2 separate regions of the Mus musculus genome follow, and region 1 is linked to region 2. Evidence: chromatin loops called from intact Hi-C (ENCODE). Cell type or tissue: gastrocnemius. All regions are shown on one strand.

Region 1 (8,000 bases), 61 kb after region 2:
TCAGAGAGAGCCAAGATGCGTTTGGCAGGAGAGAGAGGGAGAGAGGGAGCGGGAGGGGGAGGAATGGAGGAGGGAGAGAGGAAAGAGCTGGAGAAAGGGGGAAGGAAAGGGGGCCTCAGTTTCCAAATCTGAACCCCCAGAGCCTCCCAGGGATACCAACTGGCTCTGGGGTATGGACCCCAAGGCAAGTCTGGCAATGGGGCGCTTAGGACTATAGGGACAGTGGCCTCAGGTCCACAGAGACAGCCGAATACCCAGCTGGTCAGGCCAGGGCAGCCACAGGCAGAAGCCAAAATCAATGTGCACTGAACAGACAGAGGGAGGTCTATGGGCGGCCCCAACACACCCCGCACCTTGCCTGCACAATGAGCTTCTGTCCAGGACAGGGAGAGGACAGCAGGGCCCACAGCAGGGCCACCCCGGCCACACAACCTCACGGGAAGGGACAAGAGGCCAGCCTGCTTCCAGCTGCTAAGCTGAGGGACCTCATGGGCGTCATGCATGATGCTTAGAGGCTAAGGAATGACTGAGAGAAGTGCCATGTGGTAAGACACAGCACTCACAGGGACAAGCCCTGGATATACAATGACATGGGGTGGTGGTGGGGGCCTGACACACACAGACATATGCTGGCATGTATGTGAGTGCAGGCTGACACATGTGTGAGCTACCGATACACACTTAGCAGTGACTGCTTTCCTTCCAGAAAAAAATAGAGGCCAATTCATTGTTACAGGAGGGACCTGCTTGTCACTGTGACACAGTCACTCCACTCTAAAGCACAGCCACAACGGTGGTGGTGACAGTGACAGCTACAGTGTTATCCAAGGCCTGGACAAGGACATGCTACAGAGGCATGAACAAATGTGGTGATGCACATCTCAGCCACACTGTCACCAAACACATAAGAGAAAAAAAACTGAGACAGTCCTTAAAGTCGAATGCATATAGCACCTATCAACAGACTCAAAAAAAAAAAAAAAAACTGGAAATGAACACCCACACGGTCATAGGGGTCCCAAGGACATGGATTTCTGTAAGACCACCCGGCATGCTGACCGAGATACAGGGATCTTGAGAACCCTGGCAGCCTATCACAGACATCCCTTCATCCTCCTGACCCCACACCAAGGACTTTGGAGGCAGGAGAGTAGGCAGCCCTCTTGTTCATCGATCCAGCTTACCAGGGATAAAGCTGTATGCCCATTGCCAAGGTGGAGAAAGTAGTTAGGGGTCTTCTATGCCTGTCTTGATTAACTGGAGGACGGGTGCTTCGAGACCCCAAATTCCAGCCCCATTCCTGGGTACAGATAATCTATGCAGTCAAAACACATGGACCCAGAGTCACCTCAGGATCTTGCCCACACTGTCAAGTGCTCACACAGTGTCCTGTGGATCCCCATCGCAATCAGTGCAGCGTTGTAAGTGGCTTGGAGCAGTGGAGACATCTCATGATGAACCAAGTCTCCATGCTTTGTCCAACTCCATCCAGATCCAGGGGTGCTTACATACTCTTTACCAAGAGACACCTAGTTCCCATTAGACTGGAAAGGCCATCTCCTCATTTCACGCCAGTCACCTTACCCTACTGTGAAATCTGTCACCCTCCGCTTAGTGGAGGCTACAGGACCCCAATAAGAGAAAAAGAGCTGAGCCTTGTCCTCCCAAGTTCTTGCTTCCTCCTCCAGGACGTACATGAGGATTGCCACAGTGGCAAAGGGCTCCAACTCTTCTTGCTTTCATGATCAACCTTCTCTATTCAAGGAGGGTCCAGATGATGACAACCACTATAACAGGGACACTTCTCAAGCACACATCATGTACTCATCATGGCAGTGAGCTGCATTACAGGGCTAAAAGATATGCATGTGCTTTACAGACCAGGAAAACCGAAGACCAGGAGGTGCAGAGCAGAAACTTAAATTCCCCCAACCCCACTCTGACTAGTCCTTGACCTCTGCCCCGACACCCTCCATCTGGCAGCCCTGGAAAGTGCATAAGACACTCATGTCTAGGCCTAGAACCCAAGCTCCTTTGGGGAATGTATTAACCCAAAAGAACCATGGCTCTGAACTCAGTCAGGCCCACCCCAGGAAATCTCCCAGGACCCCAGTGGGGTGCCAAAAGTAACCCAACTTGTGTCTGTCTCGTTTTTTATGTTAGGAATAGGAGGTGTGTGCAAAGCCAGGGCCACAGAAAGAAAAGCCAGTACCTCTAGGCGGTGGTTCACACCCATGGTCCAAGCTCTTAAGAGTGGAGACAAGGGGATCCTATCTTCAATACAGAGCTAGCCTGGGATGCATGACATCCTGTCTCCATCAAACAACCACAAAAGCAAAACTACCAAGATAGAGCATGGTGGTTCACCCCTGTAGCCCCAAGATGACCACTGTAAGCTCAAGGCCAGCCTGGGCTATACGGCAAGATATCCATATTAAGAATCAAATGAAAAAAGCAAACCGTGGATACCAGTTGGTTCAAGAACAAAAAGCAGTCCATAGTCTACGGGGACAGAAGAGTGGCCATAGTGAACCGAAAAGGCCACAGACAAAGGGCAGGTCCAGCTCACCTTCAGGTGTGTACATGACTGTACGAGATCAAAGGTTCTATGACCACCACAGGAAGATTGGCAGAGGTGCCCTCCGAGGGTGATCCTATCTGTGTACATCCATGTGTGTTGTTGTGTGTGTTCACAACTGTCTACATATTAGCATATGTGTTCGTGTGGACAGGAGTGGGAAGATATGGGTGTGCATGTAGATATTAAGAGAAAGTCTCATTCACGACTTGAAAGCCAATGATGTCATGTCTCCATGTGAGGACGTATGCCCACTGCTCTCAGCCTAGTGTGCACATGCACACCTGCTGTGGATGAGTTTGTGTCGAGGGTGCTGGGACTCTAGGAGCCACATCCGCACATGGCTGTCTTGTGATGCCTGTGAAGTGTTGTTTATGAACACAGGCACATACTTTGGCCTTGGTGGCTATGTGACAGGGAGGTTTTCATGTCTGAACTTACATGAATGAATACACCACGTATCCCATTCCAAGGGGCACATGGGTGCTGAAATGTATGACAAGAGCTATGTGTCTGGTGACGTCAAGGTGAATACGGTGTTTATGATCTCCCCTTGGCGGCGATGGCACATGTGTGGTGTGTCCGTTGTCGAGGGGCCCACGGGGTCCACCGAGTCCATCCGACTCCTGATGTCCGCCTGAGACTCAGGCCTGTGGCAGTAAAGGGCTCCAGCAGCTCCAACAATGGCCCCACCCACCGCTGGATCAGTTTCTCTTTTCTAGGAGATCCTCCCCACTACCCTTCCTCTTGCCTGCCCCACCAAGCCCCGCTGCTCCAAGCTTGCTTCTGTTCAATCATTTATTGACTTTAAAATTGACGCCAATTCTGGTTTGAAAAAAGAAAGAAAGAAAAGGGAGAGGGGGCAAGGGGTGTAGAGAGAGTCTGAGAGAGAAATGGGGGAGGCCAGAACAAAACCAGAGACAGGGACAGAGGGACACCTAGAAACACAGGACAGACATGACAAGGAACAAAGAGCAGAGATAGAGAAACACACACACACACAAAAAGGCCAGCCAGCAAAAGAGGTTGTTAGAGAAGCAAAGATGGGAGGCAAACTATGGCAGTAGAAAGAGAAGTGGCCGAGAGGCAGGGACAGCCAGACCCTGATGACCGAAGGCTGCCAAGGACCCTAAGCAAAGGGGTTTCCCTGCCCACCATGCAGGGCTGGCAGACTGGTGAGACTGTGCCCACTCCCCTCCCAGGCAGCCTGGCATGTGCAAGATGAAACTCGCACAGATTGGAGCCCGTATTCCCTTCTGGAGTGCCACAGAGCCAAACTGAGGCCATCACCCCAAATCTGGGGGCCATCCCAGTTCCTCCGGGTAGCCTTGGCACCCGGGCATTAGCTGGTTTTTTTCTCTCCAGTGGTGGGTGCTTCACCTGACCCATGGGTGAGGAGGGGGTAAGCCCAGATGTCTGGCAAGGTTGGAGTGGAGGCAGGCTAGCAGCCTGGTAGACAAGGTAGCTGCTGGGACATGGGGTCTTTGTCCCACTAGCACTCAGACACCAGCAGATCATCAATCTCCCTGAAGGGAGCCACAGCTCAGATCTAGATAGCTGACCAGGTCCTCCTGTGGGGAACCCAACACAGAGTAGTTGACAACTTGAAGGAACAGACCCACACTGCTATGGTGGTCAGATTGGCTCTTAACGCTTGCAGGACAGGCGAGCATGGGCTCCTCCGCTGACACACACTTGCACGTGATTTGTACTGGAAGACACACCATCTCCCCTGGTCATCTGTGTTTGTGCCACGCAGTCTGGCCACTGCCAGCCTACAGAAGTCACACACAGACTCTAGACACACAGACAAGTAGCCCCTGGGACTACAAGAACGTGGTGTCGCTGGAACTGCAACCCGCCTGCATATACCTTCTTGCCCTTCAAAACATCCTGGCATGCTCCTTGAATACCTGGCCATATATACACACCATGAGTATATGTTCCCACTCTAAGGTGGTGGCACTTTTAGCACTTGTCGGAAAGGGCTCTGGTTTAGCAAAGGATTGCCATTAGGGACTTGGGGTTGGCCTAGAGAGCTCCCACAGACAGGCCTGGCCAGCAGGCAAGGCTAGACAACCTCCACAAATTCCCTCTGCCTGCCGAAATCTGTCATCTGCCCTGGCCTGGTCCTGCAGATAGAGCTGTGAGGGCCCCTCTAGATCTGGGTTGGTCTGGCTGGTGCCCTCTCAGAGCTTGGAGTCACGGCTAAAAAGAGTGGGGTGGCAGATCAGGCACGCTCCAGGCCTGAGCCTCCGCTACACCATAGCGCAGGGAACTTCGCTGGAGGCGGGACGCGTTCTCGCGCTCGCGCTCCCGAAGCACGCCAAGGTCGGCGCTGCTGTGCCCGAGGCTGACCCGACGGCTGATCCCAACAGGGTCGACCTGCGGTGGCCGCCGCCGCTCCCGCCCTTCCCGCCTGCGGGTAGCGGACCGGGATTCCCCGGGGCACTTCCAGGTTCACGCAGCGGCGGTCCTGGTCTTCGAGACCGGAAAGTTTGCACGGAGGAAAGTTTGGGGCCGGGGAGCCGCGTCTGCAAACGTCCAGGATCCGCAGAGAGGCGCGGCCCGGGCTGGCAGCACGCCCGTCCCTCCCTCCCCTCCCCTGCCCCTCCGAAATTTGGGAGCCCCGCCATTTTCTCAGCCCCGCTCCCATGCGAGGCCTGAACAAAGACTTTGGGGAGACGCCCGGGCCGCTCGGGCCGCCCGGGGCACCCCAGCCGCACGCAGAGCCGCTGCCCACACGCCCGCCACTGCCACCCCGGGGCGGCCGCGCCGCGCCGCGCGCACGGAACGCCGCCCGCCCGTGCTCCCCCGCGCCCCGGGGCCACTCTGCCTCCTGCCGCCGTGTCACCCTGCCCGCCCGCGCCTGCCACCACGCCGCGTCGCCGCGCAGCAGCAGGGGTCCGCTGTCCGCCGCACCCCGCCGCGCGCGTTCGCCCCTCGCCCCCTCTCCACGCACTCCTGCCGCGCGCCCCGGGGCAGCGCCCCCGCGCCCCGCCCGCTGCCCGCGCGCCTGCGGGACCCCGGCCCGGCCCTCCCGGGGCGCGGGGGCGGCGGCCGGTACCTGGGTGAGGCAGTACGGGGAGTACATCGCTGGGCGCCCGGGCGCGAGCGCGGAGGCCGGCCGCGGCGAGGGCAGGCCCGGCAGGCGGCGTCGCGCTGGCTGGCGCTCGGGCTCCGGCTCCGCTGCTCCGGCCTCTGCCGCGCGGCGCCCGCCCGGCCCGCGGCCCCGCTCGGCCCGCCGCCGCTCCGCGCTCACAGGCTCGGCCCCGCGGGCTCCGGGCCGCCGCCGCGCTCGCCGCTGCCTCTCGCGTCCGCCGCCGCCGCCGCCGCCGCCGCGCGTCTACTCCATGCCGCCGCCGCTCGGCCGCTCGCCCTCGCCCGCCACCGCCGCCGCCGCCGCCGCCGCCGCGCTGTGAAAGTGAAAGTTTAGACAAAGTTTGGAAGCGGCGCACTCCGGGGAGAGGGAGCGGGCGGGCGGCGCGGGCGGGAGGAGGGGCGCGGGGAGGGGCGGGCGGGGCGGGTGAGCGCGGCCGGCGCGCACACACATGCACACACGCACACACGCACACACACATACACGCGGGGACGCACACCGACGCGGCCGCCCCGACACGTGCTGGCCGGCGTTCGGGCGCCGACACACGCTGACACGCAGCAGGGCTTGGACGGGCACAAATGTCACGAAGGAACGCAGGGCCTATTCCTCATGGAGTCGCAGCAGACGGCGGTGCACACCGGGCACAGACACGAGCAAGAGCCACACACCACCTACTGTCACATGTCGTCCCAATGCAGACAGATGCGGAGAGCCACACTAACATACATGCACGTGCCACACATGTTCCTGCAGAATATTGACACACACGATCACACAACCATATATACCTTGTCACACTCTGGATACACAATGACACACCAACACACAGCCACGCCAAAATATCTTGGAAGACAGCTATGGCAACCCAGACATGGTGACACTGACACATGGGAGCCCCCATACAAAGGACACAAAGTATCACTGTACATACACACACACACACACACACACACACACACACGTTATACATTGAGTTGGCCAGATATACCCCAGACCTAGGGCACACTGATCTACAATCCTGATAGCAAAACAGCTGGCAGGTTCTGTAAAAACTCTCTCAAGTATAACACGCATGCATGCGCGCGCACACACACACACACACCACCCTTACCCTTCATATGTCTCCCATAGCTTTGCACATGTCCTGGGACTTAGGAACATTATTTGTATTGTGGTGATGCTCCAGCCCATTGCAGGCCCAGGATTCCCCATTTCCACTGCAGATGGGAATGAGGTGGGGTGGGTTGGCATATGGCATCTGTCTGCAATCCCTGCACTCAGAAGCTCCAAGAGAAAAATTATAACTGAGCTGTAGACCAGCCTGAGCTACATAGTTTGAGGCTGGCTTGACCTGTGTACTGAGACCCTGTTTCAAAACACACACACACACACACACACACACACACACTCTCTCTCTCTCTCTCTCTCTCACTCTCTCTCTCTCTCTCTCTCTCTCTCTCTCTCTCTCTCTCTCTCTCTCTCTCTCTCTCTCGCAACAGAGAGAGAAAGGAAAAGTCTTCACAGAGAGGGAGGGAAGAAAGAAGCTGGGAAGGGGGTACTGGAAACTCTGAAGTAGGACATAGAGAACTGTTGGGTGACTCTAGGTTGATGGGAAGACTGTGCCCCAGTCCCCAGGCAGATCCCACCAAGGTAGAGCTCCCTCCTATTGCTAGGTGCAGCCAGCACCTTGTCAGTCCCCACCCCCACCCCCCAGCCAAGAAGCTGTGGCAATTCTCAGCAATGCATTGTCTGGCAGGGTGGTATAGGAGCCCAGGTGTGCGTGAGTGAGTATGTAGGGGCTAGGAGGTACAAGGATGTGTATGCATAAATGTCCCTGAATGCTATGCCCCTCGTCCCAAACCTCTGAGATGGGGGGCAGGCGATGCGCCTGGGGTGTCTGGTGTGGGTATGAGCAAGGCCAGTTTTGTGTGTGTGTGTGTGTGTGTGTGTGTGTGTGTGTGTGTGTGTGTGTGTGTGTGTTCAGTATATTCTGAGTAGTGGCGTGGGTGTGGCTGTACTCATGGAGGTATCTATGAGTCAGCAAAGGTGCTTCCACCTCCCTCTGCAAAGCACGGGGAACATAGCTATCAGGACAGGGAATACTGGTCACTGATGGAAATGTGAGTGTGAATGACAGGAGATGAGGCCATAGGACACTGAGTGCATCAGCACTGACCCAACACGGTCAGTGCAGCCACATTGGAGATCTGTAACATGTTTTCCCCATATGTGTGTGTGTGTGTGTGTGAGAGAGAGAGAGAGAGAGAGAGAGAGAGAGAGAGAGAGAGAGAGAGAGAGAGAGAGAGAGAGACCCAGCAG
Region 2 (8,000 bases):
ACTGAGGAAGTCCTTGAGAGCGCAGGGCAGCCAGAGGGCAGAGGGAGGCGGGGCTGGGGAGACAAGGGCCTTCTCAGGTCTCCCTCTCCTTCCCGATGTTCCCTACCTGTGCCCAAGCTAACATAAACACACAACCTAAAGCTGTCCAGGGGCTGGGACGTCCCTTCTGTCACCTCGAGATTCTCACGGTTTAGGAGCAGGAACCTACCCGGAATCACAGCCTTGGAGCTGTGGGTGAGTAAGGAGGGTGAAACATGTGTCTACCAACCTTCCTCTATACCCTCATCACCTCATCTCGCAGACATCAAGGACTCTGGCTTTGACCTGAGACACCTGCCAGGGGAGTAGGGGATGTTCCAGAGGGAGCAAGTTTCAGGAAGGGAAAGAGAATAAGTCATAAGACCACAGGGACATACGGTCTACTTGAGGGCTGAGGCACCGGGCGAGACAGGTGAATACTCTTGTGGGCTGGACAACAGGGACCTGGTGGGCCAGAGATAGCATGGGAAAATGACATTTTACTCTCACCATCTTCTCCCCCTGCTTCCTAGGTACCGTGTAGGAGGAGTCTGTAGGTCCCCTAAGCTGAGGGTAAACCACCAGCCTGTCTTCACTCTATAGCTCGGGGTCCTACATGAGGAGAAGGCTATCTTATTCAGCTCTTACTCGGCACCACTCATGTTGTGGAAACGGGAACCCTCATCACCCACCCTTCAGCCACCAAGCCTCCCACCACCACCTTCATATAGGGAGAAGGTGTTCCCAAACTCAGGCCTTTCTCCTAGAAAACAAGAGTGGGGTTCCCATCTCCCTCTACCCCGGGACAGTCCGGCCTTCCAGGGAGGTCCTCGCCTGCCAGGAGCGGCTGGATGTGCCCTGCCAGGCATCTGCCAACTGCCAGAGATCTAGGGAGAACTGGAGACTGAGATGGGCACTGAGCAGTGGGACAAGGGCGACAAGCTGGTAGGGGAATGGAGGGCTCAGAGATGACAGGCTGAGGCCAGCAGAGGAGAGGAAGGAGGTGAGGTCACAGACAAAGACACCCAGCCTAACAGGGGCCACCTGGGAACACATGGGTAAGCCCACATGTAGACCCAGCAACTCAAGGACCAGAAATGAACAAGCAGACCCACGGTTTGCTAGGTAGCAATACTGATCCCAGCGGGGTATCTCAGAGGTGCTTTGCCACCAAGGCAATGTTCCCATCAGAGGTGGAGGGTAGGAGGTAGTACAGAGGCCGAAAGAGAGGGGATGACTCAGAGAGTCGAGAAGAGGCAGAAGGCACCTGGTCCAGGCTCACCTTCTCTTCCCCTTGAGTCTAAACCTGCCCAGAAAGGAACCACTGGTCTAGACTGCTGGAGAACTATGTGGGTCCTCTACCAATCTGGAGACCCTGGCTTTATCCTAGCACAAAGGAGACAAAGAGAAACATCTAGGCAAAGGCAGGCAGCAATGGCATGAACACCTCAAGTAAGGTCCATGTTCCAGAGCCTCCTGGTCCAAGTGGCCTTGGCAGAGTTCACGTTGGTTGCTTGGCTGTAGGTAACAGTCAAAACCTGCCTGCTGTAGGTAACACCTGCCTGCTGAGTTCCTGGATCAGGAATGGATCAGAAACATGGACCACAGCTCCTGGCCTAAAGCCTGGCTCTGTGCAGCAGCTTCCCACACTCTCCTGATTCTTATATCCAATCGCCATTTCTCTTCATCTGCTGCTTCAGCTCACCAGTGACCCAAAGGCCCCAGGAGTGAGCAGTGGGGCCTGGCTCACTAACAGCAGCAGAGGGGTTTCTCAGCCACTAAAGGGCAGACCCAGATGCACCTGTAATATAGGTATGTCCTCCTACAGCAGTCTTTAGTTAGTAAACGGTCTGAGGCTGCTCACCACATGAGGAGGGATGGGGAAAAGACCCCAGGAGACAGGCAAAGCCAAAAGAGAAGTGGGGAGCACAGAGCTTGCCCTTGGATTCTGAGATTTCAGCTCCAATAACCTGCCCTGCACTGCCCTGCTCATTCCTGGAGTTGAGAGAGCTGAAGATACCAAAAGCAGAGACCCGTGCCCTAGGATGGCAGGCACCACCTCCTGCTGCCCATAGTCCTGCCTTCTTTACAGACAAATCCACTCCTGGCAATGTTGGCTGGTGCCATAATTTGCCAGCAGTTGTGTCTAGCATTTCCAAGGGCCTGAATCCAGGGATCATATGACAATGGGGTCCAGACAAGTACCCCCTAACCTAAGAACCTGCCCCTCCTCAAGGTGCTGGGTAGAAACTGACAGCGGGCAATGCCTTCAATACACCACAAGCCAGAGAAAGCCAGTGTTGGGGTGGGGGTGGGGGTGGGGAATGTGTGTCCTGTGAAGCTGAGCCCCACCCCACTCCCTCTATTTCCAGCATTGCCCTTTCTGGACCTTTGAGTTGCCCAGGCCAGGCCAGGCCAGGCTAGGCTGGGCTAGCCAGATACCCACCCCCATCCCCAGCTGCTCCTGAGGCTATTAATAGTGTTTCCCCTTCCCAGGGCTGGGCAGCACCCCCCCCACCTCTACCCCAGCCAAATACATTTGCCCTTGGTCTAATTACTCTCGGAGGGAAGTAGTCAGTCCCTAATGCCAGACCTGAATGAGAGGGGCAACAGAGGCTCTGAAGGTCACATAGGTGACTGCCTGGAACCGCAGGAGCTTCAAGGAAGACATAAAGTCTAGTCCAGGAGGAAAAGTGCAGTGGAGAAGAGCTAGGGAAAGAATTAGGGTCAGGCCAAGCAGTGTGGGGAAGGAGGCCTGTGCGGAAGCCAGAGGAGGCAGGGGGAGAGGAGGCAGAGAAGGAGGCAACCCGGGCAGAACGCTGCTTCAGGGAGAAATGATGCTGAAGGCGGCGTGACCTGCTTCTCAGTCCTCGTCTGTGTAAAGAAGGGCACGCAGCAGAGGGTGAGCTGGGACCCACAGGCCCGGAGCCTCCATGCCCACCCACAAGATTTCAGTGGAGGAGGAGGAGGAAGAGGAGGAGGAAGGAGAAGATCTGAGGAGAAAGAGAAGTGAGTCCTTTCAGTTCAGTGCAGAGAAGGTTCCCTAAGTTACAGCTTCTTCACCATAGGACATGGAGCCTGCGGGACAGAGATGGGGGGACAGGGCATGAGCCCCTGCACCTCTGCTACCCTAGGCGTCTCTAATCCTGTTCCCCCTGTGGCCTACTCCTGTAAAGAATGCTGGGGCTCAGTGGGGAACCTAGCAGAGCCCACCCACCTTACCTGGCCATACAGGGCAAGCTGCGTTGGAGTACCCGCCTCAGCCCCTCCAGAGCAGTGCCCTGGCTGTGGGCAGACCAACACTGGTTGGTAAAAGGAAGGCAGACACAAACACATCCCATAATCAGATGTTTCAGCAGGACTTGGTTCCCACCTACAGGCCTAGCAGCCCTGTCTTCAAACCTTCCCCGCTGGGTAACTTCCAGCTGGGTCAGCACTGGCAGACTGGCGGCCTGGGTCTCAAGGGAACCCTCCATCAGCTCCAGGAGGACAAGGCCTCTTGACTTTGCTTACTGCTTCATCTCCACCACCTCTCTAAGACTCTAAAGAGCCCTTTCTAGATCTTTCTTGCAACTGTGGCTTCTACTCTGGCTCCCCCTCCTACCCCCCAGGGGACAGAGCATCTCCTAGCTAGCACCTTCCTGTTTCCACCTTTAATCCTGTAATCCTGAGCTGAGCCTCCTATCAAAGGACTCGATGGACAGAGGAGCCCAGGGCTCCTAGAAAAGAGCAGGGCAAGAAAGTACTCTGCTCATGGCCTGCTCCTCTTCCACCCGGGAGGCCCAAAGCCTGCTAGAGCCATTTACACAAGACACGAAGGACCTGGAATCTTGACTCCAAATGTGTTTCGTGTTGTTGGCTTTTTTTTTTAAGTTTTAATAAAAGATTGTCTGTTATTATTATCTTTTTTTTTTAGACAATGTAGCCCTGGCTGTCCTGAAACTCATCCTGTAGACCAGGCTAGCCCTGAACTCAGGGATCTGCCTGCCTCTGCCTCCAGATTGTCGGGATAAAAGGCGTACACTAACCATGCCTGACTAACTCCAATTTTCTAATCAGAGCCCGAAGAGCCTCAACAAGTCTCATGTGGCACTGGGGGCTGGGAAGGACTTTGGGCCTAGACTAAGAAGGCTGAGCCTTCTTGTTATTTAGACCCCCTAGTCAGTCTCTCTGGCCTCCTAATACAGTACAGCTTAGACCTATACAGAAGATGAGATGTTAATGGAGACTTGACTTTCACTACGGACGATTTCATAGAAAGTACCACGTACATATAAGGGAAACTCGGGCTATTTACGGAATACAAACACCAATCCACCTATACATCAGGCTAGCAGGTGCCAAAGATCCTTGAGGACCCTGCGGGGGCTCAAGGAGCTTCACGTTGCGCTCCCCAACAAGGTAGCTAGGTGGCGCAGCGAGTTAACACTAGCTGCCCTCTGCCGGTCACAGTAGGGCGAGCCCGTGGGGTGCTGGCCTAGAAGTTCCGCAGACAGGGTTCCCTCTGAACACGTGCTGAGCCCAGCAGGAAGGGCAAGAACCCAGCATGACCACCAGACCTCGCATCTGTATCAGGAACGGAGCTGCCTCAGACAGCGGCTCCCATGACTGCACAAGCACATTCTCGGATGTGGTCAGGGCAGAGCTCGCCATACACCTTGAATAGGAACAGCTTGCAGTGGGGAACGGGGTGGAAGGAGGCCTCCAAAAGGGAGGCAAGGAGAAGCAGAAGGTGAGGCTGCCAGGTGTTTGGTCCGCAGGGGTCCATCCGGGCCCCAGTAAGCTGCTTCCCATTTGAGAGTTTTCTGTTGTTGACCCCAAGAGTGCCCCCAAGGTGCGCTGGACACCCTCGGTGCTAACTTGTCTTTACACTTGGTAACTCTTGGAAAGAAAAAAATCTTTCTACCACCCACATGGCAGGAGTGAAAAGATGGGGACTGAAAGCCAGAATAGGAGCGTCAGACAGGGAGAAAAATGGAGAAGTCAAGAAGAGAAAAAACAAACAAAAACAAAAACAAAACCTCGGCACAGGAAAGCGCCGCTTGTGCTTGTGAGGGCGGCAGAAACAGGCAGGCACACCCTCCCGGGCTGCAAGCGGGAGAAAGGCCCCTTTGTTCCGCCCAGAGGTTAGCCGAGGTGAGGCCAGCCCTGCAGCCCCCCTGACCCTGGGCAGTACAGATTACTTCGAAGGGTCTGGCTGGACCTGGCTGCCTCCCTCATCCATTGGTCAGTCCCCAGCCCCAGCACACAGGAGTCAAGGGAGGAAACCCCCACCCACTGGGCTTCAGAAGGGCTGGGATCCCTTCCATGGCTCCCTGGGTGCCTTCACTGCCCGCTGTTAGGAGTTTGCTTGGGGTTTCCTCTGAATGGATTCGGGGCAGTGCAGTGGCAGGACCCAGACTGTGCTGTGCTGTGGTGTGCTTGGAAATGGCGCTGGGGAGGCTGGCCTGATTGTCCTCTAGTCTCACTCCTGATGAGCCCTCCCAGGGACCAAAATTAGGCTCTGGTGAGGACTTCTCAGAGTGAGCCTTGACTCTGGGCTGAGATCAGATACCTGAGACCCTTCAGCAGAGGCTGAAGTGGGAATGCATGCCAGATGAGACAGAACTCTAAGGGACTGTCAGCTTACCACATTCTGCCCCACCTGGTTACCGTGAGGAAGGGCTTCGGGCCCCAGCCCTCCAAGCCTCCACAGGCATGCTCTGCACCTATTCGTAGGGCTACTGGCCTGGAATATCAAGAGCAAATCATTCCTATCTCTTAGGTAGTGGTCAGAGGTTTAAATTTGGCAAAGACCGAAAGACTGCTTCACCCTCTCCCGCTCCCTCCTTCAGACAGCATTTCTATGTGTAGCCCTGGCTGTCTTGGAACTTGCTCTGTACAACTCACAGAGATCCGCCTACCTCTGCCTCCTGAGTGCTGGGATTAAAGGCCTGTGCCACTGCCACCTGGCCTGTTCCACTTTCTACTCAGCAGTACTTGCAGCTCCTATGCAAATATAGGATGGGAACCAGGCGGAGAGACTGGCCCGTTAGTTCTCCCCGACAGTGCCCCAGCCTCAGTCTGGAAGCACCTTCTCAGGAGGCCCTGGTCCTCAACTTACACCAGCTGAGCATCAAGGAGTAACATGGGGAGAAAGCAAGCAACTGAGAGGGCTATTCCTGTGTATGATCTTTGGCAAGGGAAGTGGAGGGCTGGAGGGAAAAGGAGGAAGGGACAGCTTGCTCAGGGGGCCTGAGTGGCTGCCTCCTGCCTCGTGTAAGAAAGTGCAGCTCAGATACACAATGTCCTGCCAAACCCAGCCCCTTAATTCAATTAAGTGCAGGACCAACTTCCCAGATTGTTCTGTGTGCCAGTGCCTGTGAATGTCCTGATGTGTGTGAATCCTGAGATCTGTGTGTGTGTGTGTGTGTGTGTGTGTGTGTGTGTGTGTGTGTGTGTGTGTGTGTGTCCTGAACCCAGAGGGGCAAAGGGAATGAAGAAAGAACTGAAATCTTGAAAAGACACATTTCTTCTTAACCCTCATACTGTGGACCCGGAGACCAGGACACTGTCTGGGATGCAGTGCAGGGACTGTCCATGTTCTGTGGGTCAGACAGCATCCCAGGCCTCTGCTCATTTGGTGCTAAGCCTCCTGTTAGCCCCAACCAAAATGTCTGTACAATTACAAAGGTTCACAGGGGCCAGGACTGGCTCACTTAGAGCAGTAGTTGAATCCTGCAGCTTCAGGCATGCACTAATAGGGCCTCCTCTCTCACATTTGCCCCTTTGACTGCACACTCTTGGCCAGCTCCTTTTCTGAGCTACAACCCCACCTGGTCACTTGGTCCCCAAAGGCTTGAGAGTGTTCTATAAAGGACAAGGTCCTTGGCGTGTAACATGCGCTCCTATGCCTTTGTGACTTTCTCTCAGCAGGTGACCTGACTCTGAGGTCATGCCTGAGCAAGATCCAGACTGACTGAAACCTGCATTCTCCATCACTGTGACAGGCTCTACAGGAGAAGTGGAGACAGACCTTGAAAAGATGGTCTGCCAAGGCCCCAGAGGCCAGCAGAAGTGCCCCACAACCTTTTACACTCACCATCCCTATTTAAAGGAGTTCCCCAGTGTGTGTGTGTGTGTGTGTGTGTGTGTGTGTGTGTGTGTGTGTGTGTTACATGAAGCTCTCTTGACCTGGAGGAGAGGGCATGTGTCCAGCAGCCCCTCTCTTACAGCCCCCAAGAAGCCTGACTTTCTCCTTAGCCCTCCGGGAGCCCTGAGCAGCCCCTTCTGGGAGCAGAGCCAAAAAGATGGAAGCTTATAAGCTGCTAAAAGGGAAATGTGGGAGGTGGGTAGAGAAGGCCCTGGCCTCCAGGTAGTATGGACTAGGCCCTTAGGTCATGAGACTCCGCCCTTTTCTCAGGGAACAACATCTGGCTGGGAGGAAAAGCCTCTGCTTCACCCTAGCTGACACAACCTGGCCTGACTGATATCTAGCAGGGAGCAGTCTACAGGAGCAGACTAGAGCCCCCACCGCATCCTGAAACAGTGGTGTCTCAATACATATATTCTGACCCACATCCTGTGGGATACTCCTGAAAGTTTTTGGTTCATCTTCCCTCCTGAGCCTGAGTGGAAAGGGATCTAGGCGGGAAGGGCTTTATCAGGGAAAAGCCAAGGCTGGGGATGTCAGCTTGGTGGGAGCGAAAGCCTAAAGTCAGTCTCCGTTTTGCTCTAGGGCTCCACACACAGCTAATGGGAGGCTGGCAGCGGCAAATTGTTGTTTACTTTTAATTAAGTAAACAATGTCGGCTTTCCGCCTCCTCCCCTGCCATCCCAGCCAGTAATTTAGGGATGACAATGGGGTTGCTTCCTTCCTCCTGCCTTCTTCCTTGAGCACTCCTGCTAGCTCCCTTCTCCTCCACAGTTTTTGGAACTTGTGGCTACAGGGAGGGCTCCACCCAGAGGGACAGGACAACCTGAACCACCTTTGGCCCAACAGG

What was found. A loop is a pair of places that touch in the nucleus more often than their neighbours do. Peaks named below come from ENCODE experiments on the same cell type or tissue, not always from the same donor. Only the 100,000 strongest peaks of a DNase experiment are listed, where the experiment ranks them.
Region 1: a loop joins it to region 2, with 2.9 times the contacts of the local background. A loop is called at or near these places in 13 of 42 quality-filtered maps.

Annotation. Positions count from the first base shown.
Region 1 is chr8:84,794,353-84,802,352 of GRCm38, forward strand. It overlaps Nfix (nuclear factor I/X), which reads right to left and starts at 6,016. Exons shown (of 11, transcript NM_001371053.1): 1 at 5,646-6,016. The coding sequence starts at 5,672. In gastrocnemius, a CTCF peak has its summit at 4,872; DNase peaks (open chromatin) are centred at 344, 3,255, 3,775, 4,280 and 3 more places; H3K4me3 peaks cover 5,541 bases; H3K27ac peaks cover 6,872 bases.
Region 2 is chr8:84,733,285-84,741,284 of GRCm38, forward strand. The region is part of intron 2 of Nfix (nuclear factor I/X); the gene reads right to left. Among named protein-coding and RNA genes, the nearest start is that of G430095P16Rik, 14 kb to the left of the region's middle. In gastrocnemius, a CTCF peak has its summit at 4,436 (motif pointing left); DNase peaks (open chromatin) are centred at 876, 2,473 and 4,461; H3K4me3 peaks cover 4,783 bases; H3K27ac peaks cover 7,885 bases.